2 separate regions of the Homo sapiens genome follow, and region 1 is linked to region 2. The links are chromatin loops, found by intact Hi-C in ENCODE. Cell type or tissue: PC-9. All regions are shown on one strand. Each heading gives the region's core, and the rest is flanking DNA. Links, peaks and the distances in the headings are about the cores only.

Region 1 (9,313 bases), core at 1-5,000, 89 kb before region 2:
GTGTATTGACTTTGGACTTGAGCCAGGTGAAAAGATTTAACATGACAAAGAGAGCCATTGAAGGTATCATAGTTATAAACTTCCTTATTTGTGGGGCACTTCAGCTAAACAGGGCATAAGTCTCAAAGCTGGGGGGTGAGGCGGGGATGGAGTGGGGTGGAGGCATGTGTGTTTGGACTGCCTTTGGATTTCTGATCAAGGTCAAAATATCATCAATGGATTTTTTTTTTTACTTTACTCATTCAACTTTGTCTGAGAAAAGATGCCTGCATTTGTGAAAGGAGGGCTCACAATGCCCAAGTTATTTCATTCTTTGCAATACACCATGACGAACTTACCAGCTGAAAAGAGCATTTTCAAATACTGAGTTGAAATCTCTCCTTTGCTAAAAATCAGAAATAGGATCTGTATCTTATTTACCTCTAGGTATTAAATGTGCAGATGTACACATCACTCATCTCTGAATTCTAGTGCCTGTTGTAAGAGGAACATTTATTTAAGCTGATGATTTATAAAATGTTTGAGGCCCGTGTTAGCCCTCTATACTTCTTTCATCCCCAGCTTGAATTCAGTGTTACCAAATTCGATGAGATTAGCATATTCCAGAGATGGCCTTAATTTTCTTTTGCAGGAAACTGTGAAAACATATTTAATTTTTTTTAAAAAAATGTATATGATTTCTTGTTGAGAACAAAGTTTTAAGAGTTTCCTAGCCCAGGGCGGTTAAGTTTTCCAGGCTTTCTTTAGCTGATCTTGTTGATATAATTGTGAATTGGGCTTGATGAATGAGTTTAGTTGTCCCCTGTCTGACGAGCTTTAGTAGCTTCATGCATTTTAATCAGTCCAATGATTCATTTATTTTCCACTTTTTTTTTTTTTGGCTGTGTGTGGGATCCTTCTTTTTAAAAAATGGTCAGAACAGGATTAATTACCCTTTGCATTAATCCTAAGTTGTTTTTCAGGTAGTCCTCTAAATATATAATGGTTGCAGGTGCTAAGGATCCTCCTATGAAGTACAGTGATTGTGGTTTCTATGTGGCTCCCTCTGTGTTGCACAAGGGTCTCTTGTTTAATCATTTTACACAGTAAAGTGTTAATCACCATTTAAGTTACTCTTTGCCTTGTAACTTCATTAGGTGAATACACATCTCATTCTGGAAATATTGTGACCCTTTCAATAAAGTGTCAGTTAGCCTTGCGCCATAAATTCTCGGCAAATTTTAATTCTCTGCAAAAATATGAAGAAAAGCAAGTACTTAAAGTCAGGCATTTGAAGTAACTTCATTCATATCTTTAAAATAAGTGCATCAAGCATTATCTTCTCAGAGGAAGGAGTGAAAGAAATCTGTTCAGTTCAAAGTGAACAGGTATCTGGACATGAAGGTGAACCTCTAGGTAATTTCTATTTAAAAAATTTTAACAACCGCAATAATTTAAAGGAGCAAGGAACTGAATACTCACACTAAATAAGATGCATCAGAATATAAGCATTGAGTAAGCAAGTCTGTTTTTACTTTTTAAGTCTCCATATTTTCTACCTGATTTCTACATAAGCCTTATATTTATAAGTGCTATATTTCATAAAATGTATATTTCAATAAAGACAAAAATACATATAAAATACTTATTGTTTCAAAAACAGGTTTTCTTTCACCACTGCACCTGTGCACCTGATCTTTAATAGAAATAGTCTGTTTCCTTTTTCCCTATACACAAATACCTTCAAAATTCTATCTGAATAATTTCTCCCACAATCTCCAAGTGCATAAGAGGAGGTTTGACTGTTTTCACAATATGATATGAAAAAGGCAAATTACTCAGTGTATTGCAGAAAGCATGTTTAGGGAAGCATTACATCCATCTTTTGCAAAATTATTTGTAGCAACTCTTCAAAAACACACAAAACTAAAATTTGAATTTACATATTTTAATGAGAAAATATTATTTGGACTAGGTCATAATTTAATGTAGACACCCTTTTTTTTTAAATCCTTTGTTTTAAAACAGGCATGCTGGGAACAAGAACATCAATATTTAAAATGCCACGCTAATTCTGTACAGGGAGGGAAAATGAAAGGTAAAAATTTTACAGCTCTGATGACACTACAACTTTTTTTTTTTTTAACTTAAGCAGGTCACACCAGAACAACAGTTCGTTTTCCAGCCAATTATCTAAGATTCTAAAGGAATACAGCAAACAAAAGTGCATTTTACACAGTGTATAATCATTCCTATTCACAAGTATTTACATCTCTTTGCAGCCCTTTAGCTTCTTGGAAAAGTTCTGGTAGCAAACAGAAAGACTTGTCCGTGGGAGAGCTATCCGGTGACATCCCTTCATGTTACCAGTCAGCTTATCTAAGTTCTTCCCGGGTTGCCCTTGATGCTTTCTTGGTTTGGGCTTATTTCATTTTCTTTCCTTCTTTTTTTTTTTTTTTTTTCCCAACAATAAAATAAATAGCTAAAAAGGTCTCTAAGTCATCGGAAAGTTAACATCCCAATTAACTTTCCCATCCCCACTTCCCTCCCTTTCTAAACCTGGCCAGAAATGAAGAGTAAACATTCACATTACAACAGGTACTTATAATGTGGGCTTTGCCCGTTCGTCCGCCTAGCAAGACAGATTCAAGTTCACTGTTTACATATTACTGGGCGCTTTGTAAACAATACAAGGTTACTTTTAGTTTTGTTTTGCTGTGTGAGGACGAGCGTCGCTTTCTCAGCTTGGCAGCCTCTTTCCTAACTCCCAGCGCCTGGAGCCTCTGGAAGGAAACAAAACCCCAAACAACAACAAAATCTCCGCAGAAGCCTAGGAGGCAGGGCCGCAACCCCGGGAAGCTGTGGTCGGCCCAGCCCCTGCCGGATGGGCGGAGGCGAGTGGGGTAGGAAGATTAGTGGCTCCTTTTTGCTGCAGATTTCCAAGACGTAAAGAGATCCGGCCCTCCCCTGCGCTGTTGCAGCCCTCGCGGGGAGGGGGTGTGGGGGGGATCTGTTCCTGGAAACATCTGAGGCAGTTTCTCTAGTCTTGAAACTGCGCAGAGTTCGGGGCTCCGCCGATCTGGGCGGAGGGAAGACGCGCTTTTCTCGGCGAAGAGGGGGTGACAGGGTTTCCCCCGCCGGTCAAATAGGAGGGGGTTTCGGGGCCTCAGGGAGGGGATGGTTCGGCTCAGGTGGCCCCGGCCTTCCTTGATGTGGGGGCGAGGACAACTCCCACGCGCCTCTCGGCCCATCTGCAAGTTTGTGTTTGGTCTCCTGGGTCCAAAACAAAGTTCTCTTGGGGCAAGGCGGGTTGGCCGAAGGTGAAATGAACAAGTTAGGGTGGCGGTCCCAGGTGGGGGCCGGCAGGACTGGGAGCCAGGGAAGGCGAGTGAGGTGGTGGGGAGGAGAACGAGAGGGGGCGTGGGCTCCTGCGGGTCAGTGCACCGCCACCGAGTGCAAGGCGGAGGCCGGGCTGGTGAGCGTTTCGCTGGGGGTGGCGGGGCTGCTTTGGCTGGTGGCTGTTTGCGAGGACGTGGGGCTGAGCGAGGGCGGCGAGTTCGAGAGCAAGGTGGGGATGGGCGCTGGCAGCGCAGGCAGCGCGGGCACGGCGGCCGGCGTGGGCTTAATGGGCACGGGGATGGCGGGCAGCGTTTGGCCCGCCGCGTGGCACAGCGGCTTCAACGGCACGCCGTAGGCGCTGTAGTCGCCACTCGCCATGGAGATGGGGGTGGCCGAGTCGATCATGCCGGCGGAGCCATACACGTGTGGCCAGCCGGTGCCCAGCGAGCTGCCCATGGTAGTCAACTGGTTGGGGAGCGGGTAGGCAGCGGGCACCGGCTGCATGGCGGAGAAGGCCAGCCCCCCAGGCATCTTGTATTCCCGCGCGATGATGTTCTCGATGGCGAAGGGGTGCTTGAAGCCCGAGGGCTGCGCCACGCCGCCCAAGTTGTAGGCGGCGGCGGGCATCTGTGGCAGGTGCGTGCCCGAGGCCGCCAGCGCGCTGAGCCGCAGCTTGGCCTGCTGCTGCAGGTACTGCGCCGCGTCGGCTGGCTTGCTGGGCGCCAGGTGGTCGGACTTAAGCACCTTGAAGCGCTTGCGGCGCCGCAGGAAGCTGCCGTTCTCGAACATGTCCCCGCAGCTTGGGTGCAGCGCCCAGAAGCTGCCCTTGCCTGGCTGGTCCGGCCGCCGCGGGATCTTGATGAAGCAGTCGTTGAAGGAGAGGTTGTGGCGCAGACTGTTCTGCCAGCGCTGCGTGTTCTCCCTGTAGTAGGGGAAGCGGTCCATGATGAACTTGTAGATCTCGCTCAGCGGCAGCATCTTCTCGGGAGAGCTCTGGATGGCCATAGCGGTCAGCGAGATGTACGAGTAGGGCGGCTTCTGGTCGCTGTACGTGTTGCGGCCGGGCCGAGGCATCTTCTTCCTCGCCCTCTTCTTGCTCTGGGTCCGCGCGGGCCGGCGGACTGCTCGGATCTGGGAAGGGGGTGGGTAATAGGGAAAGGTAGCATGGATGCACAGAGACACCGGCGGGGTCAGCCAGACCGAGTAACAGACTTCGGGGGTCGGGGGTGGGGCCTGCGGCGCTCGATCAGCCAGCGCCCGGACTCTTTCGCCAGCAACTTTGCGGGCTTAGTGGGCGCGGGAGGGGAAGCCGGCGAACGGCGCGAGGATAGCCGGGAAGTAAGTCGGTACTGGGGCCAGAATAGGGGGCAGGGACGGAACAGAGAGCTGCTCACCTTAAAGTTGCTTCAAGTTGCGCGTCCGCATCCGGGAGGACGCCGCTGCGCGCCGCTTCTCTCTCGGCGCGCACTCGACGCGCACTCCGCGCGCAGCGTCCGGGTCCGGTTGGACTCGGCGCGAACCTGGGCTCTTGAGCTCAGCCCCGCAGCGTCCCGTGCCGCCCGGTCCGCGACGCTCCTGGAGCGTCCTGCGGGCGGCCGAGCTCGGCTGCGGAGTCCCGGCGCGGATGGTGGCAGCGACGTGTTAGGGCTCCGGAGGGCGCTGCTGTGGGCTCCGCGTCTCCGCTGAGCTAGGTGGCTGCCTCCATGTCCTCCCTCGAACCATCTGATAGTTTTAAGCGGTGACAGGAGCAGAAAAGACCCCTGTAGCGGCGCTTCATTAATGTGCCACTTCTTAGCTATCATATGACAATCGCCTTGGGAGGAGGAGGAAGAGGAGGGGGAGCGGGGGCTGCAGAGGGAGGGGACTGAGCGAGAAGGGAGAGCCCGGCCAGCTCTGGTTTCTTTCACACCTATTTACATGGACACCTTGGCCAATAGGAATCACTTCCAGCTCAAGACTGGGCGAGGGGGAAGAGCCTCGGCCACTGGGCAGGCAGCTGGACGCGCCGGCCGGTGTGCGCCGTGTGAAGGTATGAGGAAGCGGCCGCCGCGGAAGAGGGAGCCAGGCGACCACTCACGTTCACAGATGGAGCAGCCGCGCGGATGATGTTTGACATGGAAATTGCTTGGCTGGGGTATTCTGTTTCCTCTGCGTTGTATCCGGTTTGTATCGTTAGGTAACTTTAGGCACGGCTTTCCCCTGAAGCCGACCCTTTTCCTGCGCTTAGCACTACCCGGGGTTGGTTGCATGGGTTATAATAATGAAAACACACCCTTGCCCCCCAGTCCCCGGAGAGTTAGGTCGAAATTTGACTTGACTTTCCTATGCAGCTGCTTCAGCTTTGTATAGTTAGTGTGTAGCTTTGAAAAAGTGATGGGGTTTACAAATACTTTCAAAATGTGATTGGACATCCCCATGTAAGAACCCATTTTGAATGTAACTGTATTGACCAAATTTTTAAAAATTAAAATAGTGTATCTGGGCGAAGAGTCCAGGTATTTGCTTTAAAAGTCCTCCGGGAATTTGGTTGGACACAGGATGGAGGCTCAGGAGCTGTTGGGGCAAATGTTGTGCGGACCTGGGGAGGGCCTGAGTTTGTTTGACACAGTTTATCACCAGGTAAGCCTCAGGGGCTCTCGCTTTTCCCAGGTGGTTTGAAACTTTAGGACTCAGGCACATCCTGGAAGTTTTCATTTTACACCCGGAACTCCCCTTCCCAGCCCTCCCACCCCCCCAACCTCCCACCCCCCATCCCCCAACTGCCGCTTTTTTTGGTATGGAGAACTTATTTAGGATTTAGAGTGTAGCAAAAGCCGCCTGCGATCCCACTAAGACAGCAGTATCTTCTACAACTTGGGGAAAGAACCATAGAGTTTTCCTTCTTGGGGAGCGGGGAATGTGCCTTGGGTCACTCCGCCTGGTGCGAGCAGCAGGCTCCCTTCGGTTCGGATTCGCCTTGGAAGGGTTAAATGAATCATTATTATTATTATCATTATCCTCATCGTCGTCGCTGCCGTCATCATCATCATCATCAAATTGCTATGAAATAAATAGTGAGTCGACCCCGCCTGCATGCACGCACTCTATAAGTACACACCAGGAGTTCCCACGGGTTTCTGCACATTCTCCGACCTTTAAGGTTTTTAAAAGACATTCATTTTACTGCGTTGTTAAAAACTCAATACTTACAGCCCACACAGAATCATCTTCAAAGTCCAGAAATGGGAGAACTTTTTTTTTCCCTAGACGTGGTGATCGTAGAGAATTCTGGGTGTTAAGTTTCAACACTTTAAGTGATATTAGAGCATTATTAGTGGAGCTGTTTGGGGTTAGCATAAAAAAGATCTTTCAGCGCGCGAATGCACACACACACAAACACACACACACACAACTTCATTAACTACAGTTTCGGAGGCGGTCAATAACTCACCAAAACGTAACTTAAACACGATGAATTTAGGAGATTAAACAATTTCATTAATATTGAAATGGCTCTGGCTCTGGGCTGCCTCGGTTGAGATGCAAGCGCACGTTTTTCAATATTAACAGAAGTGCTTGAAGAAAAGAATAATGTCACCTTCTTAATTCGGAAAAAATAACTGGGAGGAGGAGATGGGTGCGAGGGGCTGGGGGAGGGATGTTGACCTGTCTCTGGGGGTATGGCTCGAGAAGGGCAGATAAATGTATTGCCCTTCTCAGCAGATAAACCACTTGGACTCGGGTGGAACCTCTGCCAAGCTTTGGCCGGAGGCAGCCGTACTCATCCCAGCTACTCGCGCTTCAGGTCATAACGAGGTGCGGCGTTTGGGGGGTTACTTTGTGCGGCCAGATTCGGATCGAAGGTCCTGGGGAGGAAGGAGCTGGGGAGTCCAAAGAGCTGGGGAGCTTGGGAGATCCGTGATGAGGAATAGTGGGCAAGGCTTGTGTTTCCCAGAATGGAAAGGCGCTGGTCCACAGCTTTCCTGCTCCCGAGTACAGCTGGCCTCGGTACAAAACAGTTACTGTGGGCAAGGCAGGAGCGCTCCTGCTGTGGAAGGGTACCAGCATAGACTCCCCCAGGAATTTTTAGGATCCTCTTAGTAAATATGTGCATCCGTTCATACTGATACGTAGACCGATAAAATATCGTGGGCGGCTGGAATTGGGATGTAGATAGGAGTGAAAGCTCTGCTCCGTTCCCCCAGTGACAGCCAGGAAGATTCTTTTCTAACCGGCATGGGTGCGTGTTGAGGGTGGGGAATAAGGAGAGAGAAGTGTTTTCTTATTTTAACAATTGGCATTTTGTTGCCCTGCAAAGAGGCCATTGTATGCCTGTCGAAATCATTGCTCAGAGTAAACAGGAGATTAACTAAATTCTAAGAGTAAAAACGTTCGGGTTAAAAAAAAAAGTCTGAAGTTGGAATAAATCTTTGTCTATCTCCCCGGGAAAGTTGTCACCCCCAAGTTTGGAACATGCGAGGATACAAGTAGGAATTTGTGTCTGATGAATCTTTAAAGTTTGGCTAGTGTGGAGATAGGAGTTTGACGCATATTGCACACGACCAGGGTTACTTAAGTAAACCGAACCCAGTAGCACAAGTTTGCCTTGGATGAGGAGAGAAGTTGTGAGAAACACATTTAAAACTTGGGCTTTGCTACAAAGTTTTATCTTGGTTCTGCTGGAGGTCTACAAAGCCCAGGGCGGGGAGGGAGGATTTGCATGTTATTGACAGCATTTTAAGACTGGTATTACGAAAAGGAGGAGGGAAGGAGCACTTTCCAGAAATCTTGAAAAGTGCATCAGAGTCTATTGTGCAGAACCCAAAGCAAACACGGGGTGGGGGTGGGGGGGGAGGCACATCCGACCCGGTGGCTTAGGGAGTTGTTGGGAAAACTGTATAAAATACACATAAGTCAATTATACCCATGTGCAAACCAAATGGAAATCTCTTTCGTGCAATAGCCATTCATCGCCTCCGCAGAGCCCACCACCGACCACCTTTCTGCTTGGAGAGTTCGCAATAGCCTCTTTTCCCACAAGCTGGACCACACACGGCTACAGATTTCGTAATAATTTATGCTAATTTCCCTCCATAAATCCACAATTCGCTTCAGTGGCACCCGGGTTGCTGAGGGAGTAAAAAGGAGACAGAGGGGTGACAAATACAATATTGATTTTGATTCCTTCTGTTGTCAAGCAGGTGTGTGTGTGCGTGAAGGGTGGAGCTGGGGCTTTGGGGGCGGGGGCTCCAGGAGAGGAAATCTGTCCCTAGTCTCTGCCAGCCCCTCCATGCACACTCCAGAAAATAACGCGCCCTGGTTTGTTAATATTTACCAAACATAGACGGGAGGCGGAGGGAAAGTACCCGGCAGCTTCCGAAGGTTTCCTAGGTGCCAAAAACAATACCCGTCGTCCCCACTTGGAAAATGAACTCTGCGCTGCCTGGAGCGTTTCGGCTAAGCCTTCCTTTGCCCGGTCCTCTTCTTTCTCCCTGAGTCTCCCTGAACTCCTCTCCGCTTCCTCAGTCTGAGTCTCTCCCTCCCTCTCCTTCTTTCCCCTCTCCTACAGCACTCCGGTCCTTCACTCCTCTTGACTACACTTTTCTCCTCTCCCTTCTGCTTTTTGCATCTCCTTTACCAAATTGACAGTGAAATGTGCTGAGGGAGAGGGTCGAAGGCTGGTGCGCCGTCGATATCAGGTTTTAGGGCCTTGCGAGTCTCCCCTGCCCCGCCCCACCTCTCCAGGCCGCCTCCCGCATTTGCCCCAGTGCTGCGCTCGCTCTGGGAACCCGCGCTAACGCATCGCGCCTCTTTGTCCCATCAGTCATTCTTCAAATCTGCACTTTGGTGGCGTGAAACGACTTAGCCTCCCTTTCAAAAGGATTTCGTTCCTGGGGTATTCAGCACTAAAACAAACTCCCTCAGCCTGTCAGTGGTCAATTAAAAAAATGGCCATCCCGAGTGTCCTGGGGGCTGTTTGTCCTCGGAGTCTGTGCGCCTCCCCCACCAGCCCCCC
Region 2 (9,475 bases), core at 2,961-7,960:
ATGCACCTACGTTTCTTTAATCTCAGGGGAGCCTTCATTAAATTGGAAACAAAGGTTAGAACTCCCTTGTATTGTTTTTGGGGCAACTCCTTTCTTGCTTCTAATTTCCAACAGTAATGGTCTCTGCAAAGACTTTTTGAAGAACCACCTAAAAGAGAGGGGGCATGAGTTTATTTGTACCACATCAGCATCAGTTAACACATGCATAATTCACTGTAATCTTGTGGTATCCTCACAACCAACCAACCCACCTTGGCTCCTTTTCATTCCAGGAAATGCCATCTCGGGCGGCAGAGGGGAACATCAGAATGACCAGTGCTGGGGTCAGGAGCTGCCAAGTCTCCCGCATCTTACTCTGCCACTGACCCCTGGGGATTTAGGGCAGCTGCCAGCTGGCTGGGCAGCCTTAGGCAATTCACCCAACTCCTTGAGACTTATTTTCTTCATCTGTGGCAAAAGTGCTCCCCTCAAAAACTCTTGGAAGCATTAAATAAAATGATAGGTGTGAAAATACTTTGTAAACCATTTAACCTATGCTTCCTGCCCTTTTTTCCCAAGGGACACTATACCATAACCCGCTATATCTTTTTTTTTTAGATCTACCCGTGTTAAATGCAACATCTTAGAAACTTACAATGTACTTTGACATATTAAGGACTCTGAGCCCGGACATCATGGGTCACATCTGTAATCCCAGCACTTTGGGAGGCCAAAGCAGGACAATTACTTGAGCCCAGGAGTTCCAGACCAGCCTGGGCAACATAGTGAAACCCTGTCTCTACAAAAATAAAAAAAATGAGCCAGCTGTGGTGGCATGTGCCTGTAGTCCCAGCTACTCAGGAAACTGCGGCAGGAGGATCCCTTGAGCCCAGGAGTCCAAGGCCGCAGTGAGGTAGGATCGTGCCACTGCATTCTAACCTGGGTGACAGAGTGAAACCCTGTCTCTAAAAATAAATAAATAAATAAATAAATAATAATCTGAGAAGTCCTGAGAAATAAACTCTGTGGAAATGTGTTCAGTGCAAAGTTTCACAAGCTATTTGACCACAGATTTGTTTTTGTTGTTGTTGCTGAGATGGGGTCTTGCTTTGTTGCCCTGGCTGGAATGCAGTGGCATGATCTTGGCTCACTGCAACCTCCGCCTCCCAGGCTCAAGTGATCCTCCCACCTCAGCCTCCCAAGTAGCTGATACTACGGGTATGCACCACCATGCCCAGTGAATTTTTATATCTTTATTTGGTAGAGAGAGGGTTTCACCATGTTGAACAGGCTCATTCTTCATTTAATACCTAATGTCAAGTTGTGCTGCAGTCAGCTTTAAAGGCCTGAATCCACACAAGTCATTCTCAGGGCTTTGTGAGTGGCAGGGTGCCCTTCTTGCCACCTCCATCTGCCTCAGCCCTCTTCTGTGTTGACAGGTTCCCCCAAAGGTTAGCAAAGATGACCTCCAGCAGCCCAAGACTTCTGCTCAGGAATCTAGCAAAAAGAGCATCTCTTCCCCCAATAATTCTAGAAATGGTGCCAATCTCATTCATAAACCCTGAGTTGTGCTCAATCTTTAAGCAATGGCTGTGGGCAGGGGGAAGGAATTCTTTCACTGGTAAGGCCTAGATCACATGCTCACTTCTGGAAGGAGGAAAGGTCGGTCGTATCTAATCCAGGTGGACTGAAAACAGAAGTGGATCTCCAAAAGAATAATGTTACAAAATGGGGGTATTGGCGGTAGTGAAGGAATTCCAGACAGGCAAAAAACCCAGGAGCACTCATATCACTTCTCCATCATTCCTCTTCCTAGGGCAGAGGTTTTTAAACTTTGGTATACATAGGAATCCCCTACAAAATTTATGGAAAATACCAATTTCAGTGCCTTACCCTACTTCTAAGATTCTGATTCCATATTCTGAGATATTGCCTGGAAATCAGTCCTTTCTGCAAGCACCAGATACAGGTGGTCCAAGTATCATATTTTCAGGAATAAGGGCAATAAGAAAAACACATTTCTAGCCATTCTCAATCTTTGCTGCATGTCAAAATAAACATTTTTTTTTTTCTTGAGACGGCTCACTGTCGCCCAGGCTGGAGTGCAGTGGCATGATCTCTGCTCACTGCAGGCTTCGCCCCCTGGGTTCACGCCATTCTCCTGCCTCAGCCTCCCAAGTAGCTGGGACTACAGGCGCCCGCCACCTCGCCCAGCTAATTTTTTGTATTTTTAGTAGAGACGGGGTTTCACCCTGTTAGCCAGGATGGTCTCAATCTCCTGACCTCGTGATCCGCCTGCCTCGGCCTCCCAAAGTGCTGGGATTACAGGCGTGAGCCACCGCGCCTGGCGAATAAACATTTTTTTTTTTTTTCCAAATCAGATGCCTGAGCACTACCTGGCAATCTTTCAAAGCAACATTTGCAAGGGTAAGGCTGGCAAAGTAGATGTGGATCCACAGGTATTTCTAACGGGCCCTAAAGCAGCGATTCTTGACATTTACTATGTATATGAATGAGCTGGGATCTTCTTAAAATGTAGATTCCGATTCAGCAGTTTTATGGTAAGGCCTGAGATTCTGCATTTCTAGCAAGCTCTGAGGCAATACCACTGGTGCTAGTGCATGGACCATGCTTTGAGCAGCAAGATACTACAGGCTGAGGGCCACCCTGTGTATTCGATTTGCACATTTCAAGGTGTGTCTGAACGGGCCAACCAGCCTGCCAGGGTGCATAAAAAGACCTGTTTCTAATAGGATTTATTCATAGTGATATTTCTCACTTTCTTCCAAGATGTGTAGAGCTTATTTTACTTTATTTTATTTTTATTTTTCCTAGAAACAGGGTTTTTCCATGTTGGCCAGGCTGGTCTCCAACTCATGACCTCAAGTGATCCGCCTGCCTCGGCCTCTCAAAATGCTGGGATTACTGGCATGAGCCACTGCACCCAGCCTAGAGCTCATTTTAAAGTAGTTCAAAGTGAACACAGTCCAGCCTCTAAAAGCTGGAGTACGCATGTGTACATTTTTTATTTAACTAACACTTTGGTGCTCCAGGTCTCACCTAGACTCTGGAAAGACAAAGAAAAGTGAGACAGGATCTCTTATGGAGCTCACAGTGGGGGTGAACCATCATCCTGGTTCGCTCAGAACTGCAAGTGTGACTTTAGCAGTCACACTTTATCAGGGAAGAAAGACATGTAGGCCAATTAACTATATACAATTAGTGAGGGCAGAGGAGGAGTGATATGGCTTGGATATTTGTCCCCTCCAAATCTCATGTTGAAATGTAATCCCCAGTGTTGGAGGTGGGGCTTAGTGGGAAGTGTTTGGGTCATGGGGAGGCAGCCCCCCACAAATGTCTTTGTGCTGTCCTCGAGATAATGAGTGATCTGTCATGAGATCTGGCTGTTTAAAAGTGTGTGACACCTCCTCCTTCTCTCTCTCTCTCTTCTTTCTCTCTCTTTCTACACCTCAGGTGATTCACCCACCTCAGCCTCCCAGAGTGCTGGGATTATAGGCATGAGCCACTGTGCCCAGCCCTGACTTACATTTTTAAAACTCCACTCTGGCTGCTGTGTTGAGAAGCAACTGTGTGGTAGGGGAAGGGCATGAGGAGGAAGACTGGTTATGAGGCTGTTACAAGAGAGGATGGGAGCTCAGACAAGGCTGGATGCAGGGGAGTGGGTTTCTCTCTGTGGGTTTCCCCAGTCCCTGGAGAGTCGAGGCCCTTTCAACCTCTGGAGAACTGACTTTTCCAACTACTTGGGTGATCTGGGCAGATTTATCACCCTCCCAAGGCTTCATTTTCATCATCTGTAAAATGCAGACAGTCATATCTGCCTTTTCTGACTCATGAGGTTCTTGTGAGAATTGAATGAGATCACCGCTGTGGAAAGCATAGAGCAAAGCAGGAAAGAAAACAGGTATGAGTCAAAAGCCACCAGCGAGACCTCTAATCTGGCAATACCAAAAGAGAAATGCTGCTGTCTCGTCATTGGCTCAGACCATTCATGAAAGGGTGCTGCCGAATTTAAAGGTTAAACCCTAAATCATAGATTGAGAGGAGACATTGATGATTATTTGGTCAAGATCCACATCTCTCAGATAAAAGGAAACTGAGATGCAGAAATGAAGGTTGCTTTCCCGAGACAATGCAGTGAGAGGTGGAGCCACGCTAGAGTCTCAGTTCCTGGTCTTCCTCTGCCATGCGGCCCATCTCAAAGTCCTGTCAAATGTCTCAGTCTCAAAAACTAACCAAAGCACAATTAAGATAAAAGGAAAAAGAAAGCTGGGTGCTGTGGCTCACGCCTGTAATCCCAACACTTTGGGAGGCTGAGGCGGGAGGATCGCTTGAGCCCAGGATTTCAAAACCAGTCTGGGTAATGTAGTAAGACCCCATTTCTACTTTAAAAAAATTAAAATAAATACATAAATTACAAAAAAAGAAGGAAAAGGAAAAGAAGGCGCTCAGTTATGAGGTGTACAACAGCTTTGTAGCTTGCAGGTGCATAATAGAATTTGATCTTCCCAATGACTCCTGGAGTTTTCAAATACTCCCATTTTACAAATAAGGAAACAGAGATTTGGGAAGATCAGCCAAATGATCCCACATTACACAGCCAGCAAGTGGCTAGGAAAAGATTCCAGCTCATATCTCTGGCTTTCCCCTGCATTTAATGAAAACCTTTGGAGAGAGCTGAAATTGGCTTAATTTCAGAGAGTATTATCTCTATTGTTCTAATTATTCTCCCTGAGTCCTACAGGAGAGGATTGGAAAGAATGTTTTTTATTTGTGAGTGTAGTCTAGTGCTTATTAGAATTTCTGAGCTTTCACACTGGAAGTTTCAACAGGCTTACTGTGATGCTTTTGAAGTGCTGAGTGTAAATTTAAGTCTCAAAAACATTCTCAAGCCAAGTGCACTGATATATTTTTAGATAATAGCAGGAAAAGTTATGTAAGTGGATGCTTTACAGAGGGACACACACTGAGGGTCACATGCTGCAGTTTTCTGAACTGTAAAAGCAAAGAGAGAATGTATGAGATGAGGAAGGGACCCGATTTTGGTGCAGAGACCAGAGGCAAAACTGCTGTTGAAAAAGCAAACCTCAAAGACCCATCCTTGCTGTTCATCTGGGATATACGCTATGTCCTTTGGTTTTAACTTCTAAGTGATGTATTCATTTGAATCAAGAGAGCTACAGGAAGGTTTTAAAAAGCAGAACGGTTGTGCTAGAACACAGAACACAGGGGAAGGAACCCTGAGTTTGAAATGTCCGTGTATTCTTGGGGCCTAAACATGGCTAACATAGGCTTTGAATCTGCCCAATGAATGCAGGTTCCCTCCCCGTGCGCTTTCCCTTGACAGCAGACACAGAGGCCCGGGAGCTGTTGGCTTACCAACCCCTAGTCCGTTGGTCAGATATTGGGGGTCCTCAGGCCATGAGCCTGTGGGGTGAGTCCCCAGGGCCCTCCATGACCCTGAGAGCTATAATCCCCTCTGACCCCATGCTGTGACTGTGTTGTCACTACTGAACTTTATCCTGTTTCTGATTTGAACCCTAATCCCAGAAAGACTGAAGTCCCATCATGAATGCAGCTTAATCCTTGCCAAACCCGTCCCTGTGAGGCCCAGCCATCTCACTGACCCCAGGCATACCTCTCCAGGTACCACCCCACACTGCCACCTTCTGGCATTTCTGATACGTTCACTCTCAGCCGGCTCTGGCCCCACCCTCTCCACTTTATGGCTACACTCTGCAGAGAGATAGAATGCCTGCCCACGCCACTCTAGCCCTTTGGGACGTAGGTGCTGGTTGCAGCCTAAAGTAGGGTTAGCTCCTTCAGTCACTCATTATCCCAGTAGCTACCCTAAAGTTTCATCAGTCTCATGTTCCAAGCTGCATATATTGAGGCAATCTCAAGATTAGTAGTAATTAGTATAATTAACATTCATTGAATGAAGGTTTTATTTTAGCTGTTTGACCTTAGACAAGTTACTTTTACCTCTGTGATCCTCATTTTCTCATCTACAAAATGGAGTCGTAATAGTACTTACTTTATTCTGAAATCATTAGTTGAGTGGCTACATGTGTGAATTATAGTTCTATTTTAATTTGTTTGCTTGTTTTGTTTTTTTGAGATGGAGTCTCACTCTGTCACCCAGGCTGGAGTGCAGTGGCATGATCTCAGCTCACCGCAAACTCTCCCTCCTGGATTCAAGGGATTCTCATGCCTCAGCCTTCCAAGTAGCTGGGACTACAGGCAAGCGCTACCATGCCCAGCTAATTTTGTATTTTTAGTAGAGATGGGGTTTTGTCATGTTGGTCAGGCTGATCTCGAACTCCTGACTCAAGTGATCCACCCATCTCAGCCTCCCAAGGTGTTGGGATTACAGGCGCGAGCCACTGTGCCCAGCCATAGTTCTGGTTTTAGGAAAGTGTATGTAAAGTGCTTTGCAAAGCCTGGCACCTAACCATACAATAGTGGTAGTATGTGTAAATATTAATCATCCAGTAGTAGTGTGTACCAGGCACTTTTCCAGGGGGCTTTGTATACATTACATTATTAATTCTGAATACTTGAAAGTAAAGAAGTATTATACCCATTTTACAGATGAAGCTGAAACTTAAGGCTTCTAAGTAATGCCTCAAAACCACACACTTGGTAAGTGGGTAAATGGCTGGAATTTGAACCCTGGTGCGTTTGACTCCAAGGTTGACCTCTTAAGTCATAAAGATGTGGATGACAATGAAAGCTCTGAATGACAGCTCATTATAACAATAGAACGCTTGATGGTCAGGGATCCTCTGTGATTAATTGCCTCAGGAATGGAACAAATAGTGAGTTTTGCAAATAGTAAATACTTCAGCAGTGCAGAGAAAAAGACCATTATTTCCACAGGCTTAATAACAAAAAGCTTTAGGAGAGAATTTTTCGCTAGCTTTTTATCAAAGGAATACACGTATGGTATAGAAAAAATTCAGAGACTTACTTTACTCCTAGCTTTATTTTACTCTTTTATGCTTTTGTTTTTAAATCTATTTCTAACTCTTCTTGCTACCTCACATGCTGCCAGCATTACTCTGTACTGTTGTTACCTTTGGTAAAATAATCTATTCATAGCCGTTAGGATTACAAATGCAGACATCCTCTGACCCAGCTTTTAAGACTATTTTTTTTTTAAATAAAACACCAGTATATATATGGAAGTACGTTTCTTGTAGCATTGCTTACAGTTGGCAAAACAAATTCAAATCAAGACAATGCCCATATATATCAATAAGAGGATACTTGTATAAATTGAGACTCATTGATTGTAGGAGTCATTATATGCCTATTACAAAGAATGAATTAGATTTCTCTACAATAATCTGAATTAAACTGTCTTCAAATCTTAACAGCTTAGAATTTGGGAACCAAATCTACTTTAATAAAAGGTGAAGTAACATAGGGAAAAGTAAAAACGTGTGTTTGTAGTTGATCCAAAAAGACATTGGCACGAGCTCAATACCGGGAAGACATAACTCAATAGTACCTTGTATGAAATGGGTAAGGGCGTGGTAGCTCATTCCTGTAATCCTAGCACTTTGGGAGGCTGAGGCAGGCAGGTCGCTTGAGGCCAGGAATTCAAGACCAGCCTGGCCAACATGGCGAAACCCCGTCTCCACTAAAAAGAAAAAATGATAATAACACAAAAATTAGTCTGGGGTGGTGGCACGCACCCGTAATCTCAGCTACTTGGGAGGCTGAGGCAGGAGAATCTATTGAGCCTAGTAGGTCGCACCACTGAACTCCAGCATGAACAATAGAGAGAGAATCTGTCTCAAAAAAAAAAAAGAAGGAAGGATAGGGAATGGAAGAGAAGGGAAGGGAGGAAGAAGGGAGGGAGGGAGGGGAGGAGGAAATGGGTAGAGGGCTTTTGTAGATTGTAAACTGAATATAACCTAAAGGTGTCCAGGCAAGAAAGCTAATGGGTAGTTTAGGCAGGTCTAGAACTTTTAGAAGAGGAGGGAAGATCATCCTGCTATTCTGTATGTTGACCCCATCGGAGAATCACGTTCAGTTTAAAACAAACATGTTCACCAAGGTAATGAGGCTAAAATCATGCCATTGGAGAAATAGCTGAAGGAACATACTTCTTTCTTCTGAAGAAGAGCAGACCCAAAGGACACTTTGGTCTTTTGTCCCCAAATTTCATGTCACATGGAAGCAAAATATTAGACTTTTTCTATGGAGCCTGAAAGCTAAAACCAGGACAAGTGAGTGGGTAGAAGTCAACTCAGGAGAGAGGTTTAGCCCAAAATAAGGAAGGCATTGCGAGCTATCAGAGCTTGCCAAGAACGGTATAAAATGGCTTGCTCTAGAGATTCCCTGGAATCTCCAGATCAGCCATTGGATCCAAGTCCAAGAGGCTTGTTGTGTCTTAAGCAAGTAACCTCTGGAGTCTCAGTTTCCTCATCCATAAAGATAAGCAAATCTACATTGCCCAGTTTATAGAATTGTACAGAAGAATAAATTATATAACATATGTAAAAGTACTAGGCAATCAGGAACTATTATTACTGTATTGTCATGATTTGCAAAATTAACAAGGAGCATGATTTCTTTGGTCCTGGAAAACTAGGACTACCAAAGACAGGACCATTCTGAGAATTTAATCTTAGACTTCTAAGTACTTTTTAGGGTATAGAAGTAAATTTAAAAAAAAATACCATCCTCTGTAAAAAGCAGGCATTGTTAGCTTTTCAGAAAACTTTTTGGAGCCTAAATTTACTTTTCCAGATAAAAGAAGTAGAAAAGGAACTTGGGTGTGATGAAGCATTGGCCCAAAAGTCTTTCTTAAGTGTAACTTTATTAATTAATTAAATTAATTACTTATAACAAATTGAACATTCTTAGTTGCTAATTACAAAAGCAGAGAGGGCTGTACTTGAAGATGGAGGAGCTGAGTAAAGACTGGTTTAAGGACTCAAAGATCGTTAGCACTGGATGGGATCTCAGAGAAGACTGAATGAAAAAGAAGGATCAGTAACGATGTAAAGTCGCTCACCCATAACTTTATTGCTCGTAGCAGCCCTGGCAATGCTCTCCTAAGGCTCATGCTTTGGTGTCCTGGATTTGATTTCTAGGCAGGATCAGAGGAGAAAGTAAGGTAAGGAGGAAAAAGAAGGGAAATGTAGAAAAAGAGTTCTTTGACTGAAAAGGAATCATTTCCATTACCCACCCCCACCAAAGAATCTAACACATGCATAAATATGTGTGGGAAATGCTTGCTTTTTAATGGAGGCTATCACATGGAAATGGCCACTATTTGAACTCTATTCTAAGGAGAAAAAAGTATTAAAAGGTAAAAAAAAGGTTCATGTTCCAAAATGTTTATTACAGTACCATTCCCAACAGTGAAGAATCAGAATAACCCTAGTGTTCAGTAAACAAGAGGATGTTTAAGTAAATTATGACAAAGCCTACCAAACATTATACAACCAGTACAGATGGT

The links. A loop is a pair of places that touch in the nucleus more often than their neighbours do. Peaks named below come from ENCODE experiments on the same cell type or tissue, not always from the same donor. Only the 100,000 strongest peaks of a DNase experiment are listed, where the experiment ranks them.
Region 1: a loop joins it to region 2, with 5 times the contacts of the local background. A loop is called at or near these places in 7 of 110 quality-filtered maps.

The regions. Positions count from the first base shown.
Region 1 is chr15:60,000,043-60,009,355 of GRCh38, reverse strand. FOXB1 (forkhead box B1) reads right to left here and starts at 5,045. Exons shown (of 2, transcript NM_012182.3): 1 at 4,713-5,045; 2 at 1,912-4,449. The coding sequence starts at 4,392. The coding sequence ends at 3,415. RefSeq lists enhancers at 1-376, 2,753-2,872, 2,953-3,032, 4,849-5,364 and a silencer at 2,452-2,746. In PC-9, for the core only: no CTCF peak of the experiment used is centred there; a DNase peak (open chromatin) is centred at 2,765; H3K4me3 peaks cover 3,049 bases; H3K27ac peaks cover 2,950 bases.
Region 2 is chr15:59,913,900-59,923,374 of GRCh38, reverse strand. No RefSeq gene overlaps it. Among named protein-coding and RNA genes, the nearest start is that of FOXB1, 86 kb to the left of the region's middle. RefSeq lists enhancers at 3,530-3,639, 3,700-3,749. In PC-9, for the core only: a CTCF peak has its summit at 5,650 (motif pointing left); DNase peaks (open chromatin) are centred at 3,844 and 5,664; H3K27ac peaks cover 1,997 bases.